Linked DNA regions of Homo sapiens: region 2 is linked to region 1. A link is a loop called in an ENCODE intact Hi-C map of the cell type or tissue named here. Cell type or tissue: PC-3. All regions are shown on one strand. Each heading gives the region's core, and the rest is flanking DNA. Links, peaks and the distances in the headings are about the cores only. Region 1 overlaps LOC107984596 (a long non-coding RNA gene). Region 2 overlaps GTF2F2 (general transcription factor IIF subunit 2).

The links. A loop is a pair of places that touch in the nucleus more often than their neighbours do. Peaks named below come from ENCODE experiments on the same cell type or tissue, not always from the same donor. Only the 100,000 strongest peaks of a DNase experiment are listed, where the experiment ranks them.
Region 2: it touches region 1 in a loop (2.7-fold over the local background); 2 of 110 quality-filtered maps call a loop at or near these places.

The regions. Positions count from the first base shown.
Region 1 is chr13:45,052,393-45,060,729 of GRCh38, forward strand. LOC107984596 (a long non-coding RNA gene) reads left to right here. Exons shown (of 3, transcript XR_001749861.1): 2 at 1,891-2,246; 3 at 7,274-7,331. It also overlaps the pseudogene RN7SKP3. Among named protein-coding and RNA genes, the nearest start is that of GTF2F2, 64 kb to the right of the region's middle. RefSeq lists enhancers at 3,093-4,292, 4,022-4,316. In PC-3, for the core only: no CTCF peak of the experiment used is centred there; DNase peaks (open chromatin) are centred at 3,349 and 4,079; H3K4me3 peaks cover 1,226 bases; H3K27ac peaks cover 2,971 bases.
Region 2 is chr13:45,138,569-45,146,905 of GRCh38, forward strand. All of the region lies in intron 2 of GTF2F2 (general transcription factor IIF subunit 2), which reads left to right. Among named protein-coding and RNA genes, the nearest start is that of GTF2F2, 22 kb to the left of the region's middle. In PC-3, for the core only: no CTCF peak of the experiment used is centred there; no DNase peak of the experiment used is centred there; H3K4me3 peaks cover 388 bases; H3K27ac peaks cover 1,405 bases.

The sequences.
Region 1 (8,337 bases), core at 188-8,187:
AGATGATTTCTAAGGTCTCTTCAAAGTCACATCCTGTGAATGGAGGCATTAAACCAAGACATCCAATTAAATCAACCACCATGTGCACACTTATGACGCACAAGCTATTGCACTAAATGCTGTAATAAATGGATAGGAATGAACACTTACCAGTATTTAGATCAAAGGCAAATACAATTAAAGGCCATTTCAATATGAGACTGGGTAGGTAAATAGAAGACAAAGGAGGATACTCATTCAATTAGCTCAGCTGACATTTGTCAGGGCCCAGCTCTTTGCTGGGTCAATGTTGGAAGCTGGGTGGAACAATGAAAACCATGTGGTCTCTGTCCTCTATATGCTCCTGGCCCAGCAAGGCAGACAGCCACACAGCCTTCAAATGCAAAGGGCAGGGAAAGAGGGCTGCAATCAATTCTGTCTAGAAAGGGAAGGCAGGTCTTAAGAAATTTCTCAGTCATGACATTTGGTCTGGCTCTTGAGGGGCTAATGGGTTTTCTCAAGTGTAGAAGAGAGAGTTCCACAGCGAGGGAACAGAATGAAAAGGAGGACATAGGCTCCAACGCTGAGGCACCTTGGAAACCATTGATTTTCCCAGGTCACAAGCAGCAGCAGCTGAGCCACCATCCCGAACTCCACATGAGAACATCGGCTTCATGAGCCCCACAGGCAACGTGTACAGGGTCTGGAGAATGATGGCTGGGGCACAAGGTGTGGGTTCAGAAGTGGAGAAAGCAGGGTCACCAAGGTTAATACATGTCATTATTCAGGTGTGCAGAAAGTAAACTATTTTTTTCTTTTCTTTTTTTTTTTTTTTTTTTGAGACAGGGTCTTGCTCTGTCACCTAGGATGGAGTGCAGTGTTTTGATCATAGCTCACTGCAGCCTCAAACTCCTGGGCTTAATCAATCCTCCCACCTCAGCCTCCCAAACAGCTGGACCACAGGCTCGTGCCACTACACCCAGCTAATTAGCTTTAAAATTTTGTAGAGACAGAGGTCTCATTATGTGACGTAGGCTGGTCTTGAACTCCTGGCCTCAAGAGATCCTCCCACTTCACCCTCCCAAAGTATTGAGATTACAGGCATGGGCCACAGAAGTGACTAAATATTTAATACAATAATTTGGCCATCCATGTAGGTCACCTATGTCCATGTGTGTGTCTTATGCCCACCTTGCCCTCTGCTTCTCTCCCTAAGGGAGCATGGAAGATTATGGTTTTTATAACCTCATGATGGCCAAAAAGAGTTGGGGACTTCAAGAACATAGGCAGCATCTCTTTCCTTCATAGTGCCCCTGGCAGGGCTGGCATTTGAGGCTGAAATTCCATGGCTATCCTAGTCTAACTTAGCTTGACCTGGCCCAGGGGTGCTGCCTGGACTATGAACACTTACTGGGTCCCCTAACACAGTCAAGTCTGTCTGTGTTTCCCATTCAACCCTGGCTTGAGTGCTGTTCACTGCACAGTTCTTTGCTGTGGAACTACTGCTCCTCCATTATGTCAATCTCCTCAGCTAAACTCTAGATTTTATCTGTAACATACTGGCATCAAGGGAGGCTTTAAACAACTAACTCTCAGAGACTGTCCAAGATGAAATGGGTGCACCCGGGAGTCATTCGAAATACTTAAAAGCCAGTAAAGTACAAGCACCATACAATCAGCATGGAAACTGGTCCTTATGAATCAAAACTGGCTGCAACCTCCCCAAGTGGCTCTGTGAGTGCAGAATGGTACAGGGGCATCCTGTAAGAAGGCCCCTATCCTCCCCTGATTTACTGTATACTACCTGCTCTCCAGGCACGTTTCTGCCCACTCTGTTTTCCCATCTCACTCCTCTTGTTCTCTCCACAGTTCCTCACACCTCAAAAGGCTTTTATTTCATTTATCACTCAGTTTTTAGGTGCAAGGAACAGAACCGACGCTGCTGGACTTAAGGAGCAAAGGAATTTATCAGAAGGATATTGGATGGCTTGCAGGAACCTGAGAGGCCCAGAGCCAGGCACTGAGGCTCTGCAGCCAGGAACAATTGCCCACAAGAAAGCCTTAGAAACACTTCTGTGCTGGACCCCACAAGTTCCACCACTGACAACACGGGATCAATAATGCGGCTACGGTCACTGCCATCATCTGCTCTGTACCGCACCTGCTTCTTCCAAACCCCTGATTTCTCATCAATCAGGGTTAGGGAAGATGTCCCTGACTGGCCTGTGCCTTCAGTTGTGCTCAAGGAGCTGGAAAAGCAAGATCTGGTACTTTCTGATTCTCTAGTGGGAATGGGTTCTGCTCAAATAGAGAAAGGGGCTTTCAAGGTTGGCCTGTCAGTATGACTAGCACACTCTACTCTTCCCTCCTGGTTTATTTTCCCACTATAGATAGAGTGGTACTTATCTAGCTGTCCTAGCCTTAAGGGGTGGGAATGCCAGGTTTACAAATAAAAATACAGGTCAGGCACAGTGGCTCACGTCTGTAATCCCAGCACTTCGGGAGGCCAAGGCAGGCAGGTTGCTTGAGCTCAGGAGTTCGAGACCAACCTGGCCAATGTGATGAAACCCCATCTCTACTAAAAACACAAAAAATTAGCCAGGCATGGTGGCACACACCTGTGGTCCCAGCTACTTGGGAGGCTAAGGCACGAGAATTGCTTGAACCCAGGAGATGGAAGCTGCAGTGAGCTGAGATCGCGCCACTGCGCTCTAGCCTGGGCAACAGAGTGAGACTCCCTATCAAAAAAAAAAAAATACGAGATGCCCAGTTATATTTAAATAAACAGCAAATTTTTTAGTGTAATTATGTTCCATGCAATATTTGGAACATATTTATTCTAACAAATTATTCATTGTTTATCTAAAATTCACTGGGCATTCTGCATCTTCTCTGGCAGCTCGCCTTAGGAGTATCTTCTCTATGCTGCACTGCCTTTTCCTAAACTGAGCCAGGCCCCGGTTTCTGAGTGTGATAAAGATGCTGAAGTGCAAAATCCACCTTCAAGATGAAAGCCAGCTGCCTGATCCTGGTTTTGAGTGCCAAAAATTCGAAATTACCCAGTCTTTCTCTCGGCTTTCCTCCCATAACAGATGTGCATGTTCCCTAATCAGACAGACGCCTGGAGCCAGCTAAAGTACAGGTTGTGTCCTTGGGAAAGTGAAGGAGAAGCACATTAAAATTTAAAAAAACGATTACCCAGTTGCAATAACTAAAAGTAGAGTAAGTGGTGCAGAAAGATTTCATGAATTTTTATACTGGGCTCTCTCAAATTCCAGTACCTCAAGTTTCCTGTGACTCACACTTTACAGGGCTTTAATAGGTGGTGAAGCTATAAAGTAATGAAACTGATTTTCATGTGTTACCACACATACATGGAGATGAGTCAACAACTACTTTTGCTCTCACCTCCCACGTCCCAGGGTGGATCCATTACTCAATTGCCGATCTGTTCCTTTAATTCAAAAAGGCAAATGATTTTCAAAGCCACTGCATTTCAATATATTATAGACAAGATGCTAAAACTGTTTCCTAAGCTTTCTTAAAATTATAAATAACACAAACGAGGCACACAACTTTGCCAAATTCTTCTAAAGCAACCCACACAAAGACTTTACTCATTTACACAAGTCTTAGACGAGGAATAATTAGACCTTCTCAAACCAATGTCAGCTCTCTCTGGGCTGCCAGACAAACCACCGTGGGATGTTTCCAAGCCACAGAAAACAAATGGTATCTGTGAGAGCTGGTGCTCGTGCTGGAATATCTTTCACTAGCCAGGCTCCATTCCTTGGGAAGAAACCCCATCTATGCTTCTCCTTAAATTAAGCCTTTTTTCAATTCCTCAAACATGCCTTGTCCTTCCCATTTTGGGGCCTTTGTGCAGTGTTCCTCCTTCTGGAACCCTCTTCTTTGCTTCATCCAGTGACCTGTCAGATCTCCGCTCAAAATCATTTCCTCTGGAAAAAGTCAGTTCCCTAAACCTCCTCACCCCAAGCCCTGTGGCTGGATCAGGGCTCCCTGTTACATGCTTTCAGAGTTCATGCTGCCACTCCTTCTTAGGCTTATAAGGCTATTGTTGTGTGATTTGGGGATTAAGGCCAACTCCTGTCTTACTCAGTCATGGATGTTTTGGCTGGGTGGCTGCTTGTCCGAAACCCCATCTCCCAGCCTTCCTTGCAGCTAGGTGTGGCCTCGTGACTGGAATCTAGCCAATGACTGCATTCAACTTCTGAGTGTAGCACTTAGAAGGAAAGGAGGGGAGCCTCCTTTTTTCTGTTTCTCCCTTCAACAGCCTGAAGGCAAATGTAATGGTGAACTGATAAGGGACAGGACAGCAGAGGGACAAAGGGAGCCTGGGTGTCCATCACCATCAATCCACCAGACTAGCTCCACTCACTATCTGGATTGTGAACCTGAGAACTGCACGACTTTCCTGGTTTGGTGGTGGTGGTGGTTGTTATTGTTGTTTGGAGACGGAGTCTCTGTTGCCCAGGCTAGAGTGCAGTGGTGTGATCTCGGCTCACTGCAACCTCTGCCTCCCAGGTTCAAGCGATTCTCCTGCCTCAGCCTCCCAAGTAGCTGTGATTGCAGGCGCATGCCACCATGCCAGACTAAGTTTTGTTTTTTGTTTTGTTTTTTGAAACGGAGTTTCTCATCACCGAGGCTGGAGTGCAGTGACGCGATCTCAGCTCACTGCAACCTCCATCTCCTGGGTACAAGTGATTCTCCTGCCTCAGCCTCCCGAGTAGCTGGGATTACAGGTGCCTGCCACCACACAGGCTAGTTTTTCATATTTTTAGTAGAGATGGGTTTTTACCATGTTGGCCAGGCAGGTCTCGAACTCCTGACCTCAGGCAATCCACCCACCTCAGCCTCCCAAAATGCTGGGATTACAGGCGTGAGCCACCACACCCAGCCTAAGTTTTGTATTTTTAGTAGAGATAGGGTTTTGCCATGTTGGCCAGGCTGCTCTCAAACTCCTGGCCTCAAGTGATCCACCTGCCTCAGCATCCCAAAATGCTGGGATTACAGGTGTGAGGCACCATGCCTGGCCATGACTTTCCTGTTTAAGCCACCGTACTGAGTCTCATGAAAGTAGCCTGTATCTAGCAAATGCAGATTGGAACCCAGAGCCACTTGATCTCAGAATCCAAGCTCTGAATGACCACCACATGATGTTTTCCACACCATGGGCCTCTTCTCTATTATACATGTTACAATACATCTTAACATTTCACAGATCATATAGCAGACCACTTTGATGAACGTGGGGCTCACTTCCTGGATCTGTACTAGATCCCAGAGTGAATATGGTGCCCTCCAATTCATGCAATTCTCCTGCCTCAGCCTCCCAAGTAGCTGGGATTACAGGCATGCACCACCACACCTGGCTAATTTTTTGTACTTTTAGTAGAGACAGGGTTTCACCATGTCGGCCAGGCTGGTCTTGAACTCCTAACCTCAAGTGATTCACCCACCTCGACCTTCCAAAGTGCTGGGATTACAGGTGTGAGCCACTGTACCCAGCCACGTTGTATGTTTGCCATACTTTTTCCTTCTCACTCAATTTCCATCTATGTTTTTAAACCCCTGAGAGTCTCTGATAAGGTCCTCAGGACCACCTTTGTTTCTATTATTATTAATAAGTAACTTGGTTCCCAGCGTGCCCTCACCCCTGCCCCATCACACTCAGGAGAAAGGAAAGCTGACCATGATGGAGAGTCCTGATCTTTCTTGGAGGCCAGCATCACTCAAGGCTGTTCCACCCCACTGCTATAAGTTTGGTGAAACCAAAGCTAAAGAGAAGCCTCCTGATATCAGGAAGCAAGTAGTTAGCCTTTTCTGCATAACTTATTTTTTTTTCTGTTTCACATATAATTTTATTTGTTTTTTGTTTTGTTTTGTTTTGTTTTGTTTTTGAGATGGAATTTCACTCTGTCACCCAGGCTGGAGTGCAGTGGCACGACCCGGCTCACTGCAACCTCCACCTCCCGGGTTCAAGCAATTCTCCTGCCTCAGCCTCCCAAGTAGCTGGGACTACAGGCATGCACCACCATGCCCAGCTAATTTTTGTATTTTTAGTGGAGATGGGGTTTTGCCATGTTGGCCAGGCTGGTATCAAACTCCTGACCTTAAGTGATCCACCTGCTTCGGCCTCCCAAAGTGCTGGGATTACAGGCGTGAGCCACCGCGCCCAGCCACATATAATTTTACATAGATGCACATCATTGGCTATTTGGGCGCAATGCTTCCTCTTTTTTTTTTCTGCTTGATTTCCCCCTTCTCTTCTTCTCCTTTCTCCCCTCCAGCAGCAGCCATTGCTCCACTAACACACACAACAAGCCAGATCACCAACCAAGTATGCACACTTCTGTATTTTTCTCCATGCTTACAAAATCTTGTGTAGAAATTGGGAGTTTGGACATTTTCTTCTTCATAAAAGTGAGAACGTGGCTGGGTACGGTGACTCACACCTGTAATCCCAGCACTTTGGAAGGTCGAGGTGGGTGAATCACTTGAGGTTAGGAGTTCAAGACCAGCCTGGCCGACATGGTGAAACCCTGTCTCTACTAAAAGTACAAAAAATTAGCCAGGTGTGGTGGTGCATGCCTGTAATCCCAGCTACTTGGGAGGCTGAGGCAGGAGAATTGCATGAACCCAGAAGGCGGAGGTTGCAGTGAGCAAAATTTGTGCCACTGCACTCCATCCTGGGCATCGGAGTGAGACTCCATTAAAAAAAAAAAAGTGAGAACATATTATATACACTTTTCTGCATCTTCCTTTTCTCATTCAACTATACCTCATGAACATCTATTTAAATCCATTGGTTTAGATTTATTTCATTATTTTTAATGGCTGATGCTGATTAATAATTCATTATATTGATATGCCATAAATTATTCAGCCATGGGCTTTGTTTTGTGCTTTTTGTCACAACAAATAATGCTGCAATAGCATCCACGTGAACTAGTGGTTTCATCTCTGTGGAATAGATTCCCAGGCATGAGCTTCCTGGGTCAAAAGCCATGTTTAATTTTAATCAACATTGTCTTCAATTGCAATGGCTTGATTCCTTCACATTATCCTTTTTTTCTCCCTAGCTTCCTACAATTCTTCATTTTCCCCTCTTCCCTGCTACATCCTTTCTTGCTTCTATTTTCTATAATTAAATTAAAAGGCTGAAATGTTTTATTTTAGGTCAGTCTTACAGGCTAAAATGTAAAACATTTGTGCTACTATATAAAAATGCAATAAATATTATATAATAAAGAAATCCCCATTGTTTTAAAAGGCTTAAAGAAAGAAGCCCTCTTCTGCCTGAGACCAAGTAATCAACAATGTAACTACAGGTTTGTAATATGATACCTATTTTTCCTCTCTTTCGTAGTTAATCAAAAGATACATTCACAAATTCTCAAACGCTATGGTAACTGAATATTATCAGTAGCAAATTATGCAGTCCCCTGCCAAAGTTTCCTAGGTAATTAATTATATGAGATATTGCTTTTCTGGAGCATCCTCTGCCCCCAAATCCCACTCCTAGGACGATTTATTCATTTGGCAAATATCTATACAGCTATTGTTATGTGCTAGGCACTGTACTAGATGTGGGGCATATACCAGGGAATAAGACGGACAAGATCCCATTCTCACAGAATGCCTAGTAGAAGGAAAAAATAGTGAACAACAAGTTATGCATGTTTTTGGATAATATTATTTTAGTTGGGGTAAAATACACATAGACTGTACCATCTTAATCATTTGTAGATGTACAGTTCAGGGGTATTAAGCACATTCACATTGTTGTACAACCATCACCACCATCCACCCACAGAGCTCTTTTCATCTAGCAAAACTGAAACTCTGTACCCATTAAACGATAACTGACCGCCCTCTCCCTCCACCTGCTAGTCAGCACCAGTCTTTCCTATCCCTGTGAAACTGACCACTCTAGGTACCGCATACAAGTGAAGTCACAGTATTTGTCTTTTTGTGCTATGTCACTTAGCATAATGTCCTCAAAGTTTATTCATGTTGTACTGTGTGTCACAATAGCTTTCCTCTAGAAGGCTGAATAAAATCCCATTGTAGGCATACACTGTATTTTATTTATCCATTCAACTGTTAATGGACAATTGGGTCGTCTCCACTTTTTGGATAATATTTTAAAGCTATTTTTGACCAGGCACGGTGGATCACTCCTGTAATCCCAGCACTTTGAGAGGCTGAGGTGGGCGGATCGCTTGAGTGCAGGAGTTTGAGACCAGCAGGGCAACATATGGAGACCCCATCTCTACAAAAAATACCAAAAAAAAAATTAGCTGGCCCAGTCTCTACAAAAAATACAAAAAAAAG
Region 2 (8,337 bases), core at 37-8,036, 86 kb after region 1:
AAGCTGCTGAGGCCACAGCTGATTATAATCCATTTCAGAGAACTTGTGAGTGACGATTATGATGTGAGTGAAGATCAGTATTATTATTATTTTTCGAGACAATGTCTCACTCTGTTGCCCTTGCTGGAGTGCTGTGGCGTGATCTCAGCTCACTGTATCCTCTGCCTCCCGGGTTCAAGCGATTCTCCTGCCTTAGCTTCCTGAGTAGCTGGGCTTATAGATGTGCGCCAGCATACCTGACTAATTTTTGTATTTTTAGTAGAGACGGGGTTTCGCCATGTTGGCCAAGCTGGTCTTGAACTCCTGACCTCAAGTGAGCCACCTGCTTTGGCCTCCTAAAGTGCTGGGATTACAGGCGGTAGCCACTGTGCCCGGCCGCGAGTGAAGATTATTATGAATGCTGTTTATTCCAAAGAGCCCATCATTAGAGTGACAGACAAGCTTAGCAGATTCACAGGAAGCAATGAGTCCATCTCAGCGCATGTTAAAGCAAATTTTTAGTTAGCTGTGACTATGACTGTTATCCACTACTTTCTAAGAAGATTCTGAGCTTTAAGACAAGCCTGTTACTCCACTATAGGAGATTGCATAATGGTAGAAAACTAGTGAAATGTAGGATGTACCCAGCTGAGGAGAAACAGCAAGACATTGATCCTGGGTTGGGTGATGTGAATTGTGCATGGATGGGGCAGGGGCATTTCTTAGCTGTGTCTCATTTAATATGGGCTCAATAAATGTTCATTTCAACTGAAAATAAGTAAAAATCAAAAAATGTATTTACACACCTCTCTCTCTGTCCACGCTCGTAATTCTGACTGTGTTGTTGATGTTTGGACTGTGTCCTCGGATGTCCTCGGATGTTTCAGAAGCATCTCAAACTTAATAATTGCTATTCTTCTGTTTTTTCTCTCTGTAACACTCTTCCTTTAGATAATCCCCATGCCTTACTCCCACATTTCTTTTCGGTCTCTGTTCACAATTTCAGCTCATTGAGGTATTTTCTGGCCACCATATGTAAAATAGCACCCTGCAGGCTCTATCTCCCTTACCCTCTTATTATTCACTGTTCTTTTGTGTTGTTATTTATTCTCCTTCTACTATACCCATCTGACATACTGTATATTTGTTTATGTGTTGTTCATATCGCCTACTAAAGTATAAACTCTACCAGGTCAGGATTTTTGTCTTGATGATTACTATATCTCCATTGTCTAGAACAATGCTTGGCATAGTAGACACTGTGTTCTAAAGTTAGGTGGGGACAAGTACAGTTGTCCCTCAGTACCTGCAGGAGATTGGTGTCTGGCATGCCCCATCTCCCATACCAAAATCTACCATGCTCAAGTCCTTTATATAAAATGGCACAGTATTTACGTATAACCTACACACATCCTTCTGTATACTTTAAAGCATCTCTAGATTACTTATAACTAATACAGTGTAAAAACTATGTAAATAGTTGTTACTATTTGTTTTTCTCTTTTTTTTGAAACAGGGTCTCACTCTGTTCCCAGGACTACAGGCAAGCACTGCCATGCCCAGCTAATTTTTTTTTTTTTTTTCTCGTAGAGGCAGAGTCTCCCTGTGTTGCCTTGGTTGGTCTCAAACTCCTGGGCTTAAGGGATCCTCCCTCCTCAGCCCCTAAAGTGTGGGTGTTACAGGCATGAACCACCATGCCCAGCCGATGTTTAAAATATTTTCAGTCTGCAGTTGGTTGACTCCACGAATATTGACCACTCAGATATAGGGGGCCAACTGTAATATCTCGTTTTCTCAAGGAATGATTGAGTATATGTTCATAGTGGAGTCAGGCTTGTATTCTGGCCTTTTATTGGTCAGAAAACTCCAGCATGTCCTAGTTCTAACTCAATCATTTACTATGAGTGAGACTTTGTACAAGTCACTGAATCTTCTGACTTTAGATTTCTTATCCTAAAAGTTGCCTTTTTGCAGGGCTTTTATATGAATCCATTAAGATAATATGGAAATAGTTATTTATTTGTATATTTAAGTTTATAAGATGAACATATTCCTGGAAAGTTGTAGATGTGTCACATTTTTATGAGTTGTCATACTTTTATTGAAAGAGAAAAATAATATTGAAATGTACAGGTTTTTTTTCCCTCAATGTGAAGTTCTTTGTAATGTACATAATTAGCTACTGTTCTGTAATGAACTTCAGAGTTTTTTATATTAGGTTTTACTGAAATGGGAGCCACAACCAAGATAAAATCTCAGGAATGTATGTCACTGAAGAAAGGCAGGCTAAAGGAGAGAGTACTTAGATGATGAACCTCATGGTATTGTGGAGTGCCTTCACAATACAGCTCAAGACCTGGCTTCTAGTCCTGAATGGCTGTTGATAGTTGTTTGGCTTTGGGCCTTACACTTCTTGTTTGTAAAATGTGGATAATAATGCCTTCCCAACCCATAGGATGTTTATAAAACATTAAATAGCTTAGCATTTGTTAAAATATTTGTAAACTCAAATGTTCTCCTTCCATGTAATATTCATGTCCCATGAATAATACATTCCTGAAAACCTCTATGTAAAGAAAATACCTGGTTCAGAAATATAGTATCTCTTTTTGGGAGGAGGGGGAAAATATTACAGGAAAAAGAGTGAAAGGAAACAAGGCTGAGAGAAACCCATGTAAATCTCAAGTACCACTTTGATCACTAAAGTAAAATATTAAAGATAGCATGCTAAATAAGCAATAATGGGCATGCTGCAATTTTTCCTTATGAATCCTTGCTTGGTAGAAAATCTCAAGGTCTTTTTCTTTCTTAGTTTAAAGCAGATGGTCCACATAGTTGCTAATCCACATAGGGTGGCTAAACCTCCAGGTTTGCCTGGAACCCTCCCAGTTTATGTGTTTCCCTATGCAATTATTAATAGTGCCCCCTTTTCCACTCTCCAGGGTGTCCTGGTTTTGATAATATAGTTGTCCTAAGTGTTAGCAGATGTGTGTGTAGGGGTAGGGGTGAAGACGGTGGGTAGTTATTCTATGCATTACTAGGCTGATTTATGAGCTGGCATTGTTTGATTTCTCTAGGGATCCAACCAAAGTTCCTTACAAATACTGTGTGTGTGTGTTTTAGTGTATAAGTAATACCTACTTTCTTGTTTTTTTTCCTTTAAAATTTTTACAAAATGAAAAGGTCTCTGTTTTCCCCATTCACATGCTTTAGAGGTGGCCATGGGTAACTGCTTGGTATGTAAGCCTCCAGATTACTCTCCATACAAATCATTTTGGGTGTTTAATACGGACAAAGTTTTAAAACATTGTTATGTTTTAAATCCACTAACCAGAGCAAGGTATTTTTCTAACCCCTTTAGGCTTAGTTTTGCTAACTTCAGAACATAGCACAGAAGTCTGATTTTGCTTTCCTTGTTGTTCTCTCTTGTATGTAGTTCTGAGGCTTTGGTTTACTTTGTTGCATCTTGATCTCTTCCCTAGAGTACATGGCCAGTACTTACATTCCTTGTTTTTCTCACTTTAGTCTTGAATTCTTTTGAAAGTAAAACCTCAGTAGAAGTGAGTTGAAATTATTTTATTCAAATCAGTTTCCTCAACCACAGTTGAAGAAAAAGTAAGCCCACCATTTTGTTTTTGAGATGGAGTCTGGCTCTGTTGCCCAGGCTGGAGCGCAGTGGCGTGATCTCGGCTCACTGCAACCTCCGCCTCCTGAGTTCAAGCAATTCTCGTGCCTCAGCCTCCTGAGTAGCTGGGATTATAGGCGCCTGCCACCATGCCCAGCTAATTTTTTTTATTTTTAGTAGAGACAGGGTTTCACCATGTTGGCCAGGCTGGTCTTGAACTCCTGACCTCAAGTGATCTGCCTGCCTTGGCCTCCCAAAGTGCTAGGATTACAGGCGTGAGCCACCACGTCTGGCCCTCAGAATTTCTTAAAAGGGAATCTAGTGGTTTTTACCTATGCCAATATCAGAGACAAATAAGGAGCAAATTGTGTGTGTTTGCATGTTTTATATGTAGGCAACAGGTCTAGCAGATTTTCTACCTAACGTAACACATAATCAGTCTTGTAGAAGATCTAGATACTTTTAGTGATGAGAACAGACTTATAGTAATTAGTACCCTAAGACTGCTATGAAAATGCTTGAAAACAGCTTGTTGCCTAGTTGGTCTCCTGGCTGTATTCTCCAGGCTGTCTTGTTTACTTTACTAATTTACTTAGTTTTCATTGCTGTTACTGAATTAACTAAATTCACTGTTAAACAAGTGTAGGATGGGTGGGGAATGTCTTACAGTGCATGTGACTAGGTTATCAGGATTTTAGTTGATTTTGAGCTTAATATGAGTCATCAAATTTATGAGCCGATAAACAAAAGGCTCCATTGATAGATGTCTGTTGTTTAGAATGAAGTGGAATGATAATCCTCCTCCTTACTTTGCCAGTCAGCTCACAGTGAAAACATTATGTTCAGTTCTTAGTGCTGCACTTAAAGAGAGACATGGATGAATAAGATCATTCAGTGGAGTGAGACTAGGATAATCAGAAAGCTGGAAAAAAAAATTAATGTCTTATAAGGAACATTTGAAAGTCTAGGGCTGTTAAGAGAAGATGTAGGGCAGACCAGGTAAACTGTACTCACAGATGTAGAATCAACTACTGATTCCTAGAGGCAGATTAACCTCTAAGTATGTAGGTTTATAGGTTATAGGTTATAGGTTACCTGTGGTTTAAAAAAATGTGTATTTGGGTACAAAATGAAAACAACTAAGATTTTAGAAAGGCAGTGTGGCATACTGGTTATGAGTATGGACCTGGGAATTAGCCTGAGGTTTAGTCCTTACCCTATCACTTACTAGCTATGTGACTTTGCGTAAATTGTTTACTCTGTTTCCTCATCTGAGGAGATGATATTAATACCTCATAGGTTCAAATGCATGTAAAATACGTAGTTAATAAGAGTTCTCCTGCTGTTGTAACCACGCATACTACACAGGCCAGATAGTAGATACTGCATTGTGTCTAATGTGGTGTGGGAGGACCTTCCCTCCCTACCACATCTTCCGAAGCTCAGCAGCAGCTTGCTGTGTGTCGCAGGCCAGAAACTAGGAGATCTGTATGGCGTGGCTGCTTATTCCAGAAGACAGGGCTGTGGGTGGAGAGATTGGGAGAGGCAGAGAGGAGGGAAAAGACGTGCAGCCTGGAATGCAGCTCTTCCTGAATTTGGTTCTGTCTTAATACTCGAAAAAAGGAGAGTCCAGTTGTGAATAAGATGAGAGTAACAGCTTGTTCTGACAGTTGGTAACATTTGGACCATTTTTATCAAGCAATTTATATGATATTTCTAAACCAATGTACCTGGATTATTTTTGTATCTTTGGACATCTGATGTGTGCCACATTTTAATTAGTTTATAGTTTTGCTGGTCTGGGCATGGTGGCTCACACCTGTAATCCTAACACTTTGGGAGGCTGAGGCAGGTGGATCACCTGAGGTCAGGAGTTCGAGACCAGCCTGGCCAACGTGGTGAAACCCCGTCTCTACTAAAAATACAAAAATTAGCCAGATGTGTTGGTGTGTGGCTATAATCCCAGCTCCTCGGGAGGCTGAGGCAGGAGAATCGCTTGAACCCGGGGAAGCAGAGGTTTCAGTGAGCGGAGACCTCACCATTGCACTCCAGCTTGGTCAACAAGCGCAAAACTCAGTCTCAAAAAAAAAATTAGTTTATAGTTTTGCTTTAGCTTGTTTAATTTTAAAGGCAACCTTCTTTGTACATCACCATCCTGCCTCAGAATACTTCAGTTGTCCAAATGTTTGATATATGTTATATCTTATTGATAATCATGTAGCCTGTACTAATAATATGGCTTCTCCCCGAGATTTTTATTTCTAGCTTTATTTCTTTTTTTGGTCTTTTTTTTTTTTTTTTTTTTTGAGACAGAGTCTCACTCAGTCACCCAGGCTGGAGTGCAGTGGCGCGATCTCGGCTTGGGTTCACGCCATTCTCCTGCCTCAGCCTCCCGAGTAGCTGGGACTACAGGCGCCCGCCACCACGACTGGCTAATTTTTTGTATTTTTAGTAGAGACGGGGTTTCACTGTGTTAGCCAGGTTGGTCTCGATCTCCTGACCTCGTGATCCACCCGCCTCGGCCTCCCAAAGTGCTTATTTCTAGCTTTATTTCTAAACATGTTTAACATTCTGGGTCATGTGGGGACCCGCTAATAATAAAAAGTATGGAAACAAAAAATTAATGAGACACAATTTTTCTGTTATAAAATTGACTGAGTTTAGAACAGTGTTATACTGATAATATGATGACGGGAGTTCAATTTGTTACAAACTTTCTGAAAGGCAGTCTGGCAACATATATGTGTGTGTATATAACTTACACAACATGCACACATATTCCTGCTCAAAACAACATAGAATAACAATCCCACTGTTTTCTCTGCCAGTTAGCTCACAGCTCAAGCATTTTATTCAGTTCTCGATGATGCCATTATCTAGAGAGATAGACAAATGAGCTCATCCAGTAGAGTGGGACTGGGATAATGAGAAAGCTATAAAAATTAATAAAAAAAATTCATGCCTTTCATCCAGCAATTCTGTAAATTTCTCTTTGTTTCTTTCATTCCATCAACTGCTAGGAACTTATCCCAGGGAAGTAATAGGTGAGTGATGGAAAGATTAATATATGAGGATAAATTAATAGTAAAATATTTATGCCCTTTTGACATGTCTTCATCATTCTTTGAGCACTTGTTATTTTTTTGACATAGAGAGATGTTTTAGACTCATCTTATACATTTCTGCCTAAGCCCTGGAGTTAGCCATTTCTCCAAGGGGTTGGCCATGGTTCCTTTTAGGGGAGAATGATATTTAGAAACTAAGATCTGGATACCCCAAATGCTTCTTGCTGCTTCCAAGGCCTTCTCAGTGAACAGAGCTAGGGAGCATATGTACACACACACATACCTCCCCCACACACATCCCTCTTTACATCTGTATTTCTATATTTACATATATTGAAATGAGTTTGCACTAATATATCCAGTTCCAATAAAATACCACATACTTTGTTCCAGTTTTCTTCCTTTTCTTACTTGTGCTTCTTTTCCAAAAGTGAGAAACCTGGTTCCTGTTGTCCTTAATATAGTTACTTATTTGTTTGGGCCTCTGTTCTTACTTGTTCAGTCCGTTCCCAACTCCATGTGCAAATACCCTATTCACCCTGCTTGGGCTGTAGCTCCCCTCAGTGTGCTGCCACTTTTGCTGTCCTCCACTGGGACACCCTCCTCACCCTGTTCAGGCTTTCATTCCTGTTCTGAGGTTTCTCCCCTCCTCCATAGGAATGCCTCCTTACCCCACTAAGGGTCCAGCATCCTGTTTCAGGTTGTCCTCCTATATGTGGATGCTCTCACCCGCCAGGCTCTGACACATTTCTTACTGAGCCACTCCTTTATAGCGATGCCCTCCTTACCTGACTGGGCTCTGATACCTTGCCCCTGCTTGCCTGCTTCACCCCAGTGGCATCCTCTTCACCCCATTTGGACTATGACCATCCTATCCAACCCACTCTGAAGAAGATACCTATGTTGTTTGGCTTCACCTAATGGTTTTTGAGCTCAGTTGTTCAGTTAGGGGAAGTATGAATAGGAATTAAAACAAGGCCTGGTGCGGTGGCTTATATCTGTAATCTCAGCACTTTGCGAGGCCAAGGCAGGAGGATCACTTGAGTCTAGGAGTTCGAAACCAGCTGGGGCAACATAGTGAGACCCTGTCTCTACAAAAATAAAAATAAATGTTAGCTAGATAAGGTAATGAGCGCCTGTGGTCCCAGCCACTCCAGAGGCTGAGGTGGGAGGATCACTTCAGCCCAGGAAGTCAAGGCTGCAGTAAGCCATCATCATGCCACTGCACTCTAGCCTGGGTGACAGGTCAAGACCCTGTCACAAAAAGAAAACAAAACAAAACCAACAAGAGCCAACAGTTGAATAATGATATTGTTTTATTAACCTGGAAAAGGTGTTGCTTATTGCCTGTTAGTGAAAAGCCAGGCCCCATTGGTACCAAATCCAAGAAGTATTTTAAAAGTGTAAGAAAAAGGAAAGACATGATTAATACAAATTAAGAAAGGCAACAGGAATGAGACCGGAATCTAAAAAAGTAGCTGTGGGGTATTGAGAAATAGACTCAGAGTAGTAAAGGAGAAAATGCACAGCATTCTGAGAAATTTAGTGAAAGGATGGCCAGATGTTTACTTCATTAATTTCTGAAGATAGCACTGTATTGTACAATAATTAGCATTTAAAATTTTGCACACAGGTCATCATACAAAGGGTATATTATAGTTGTAATGT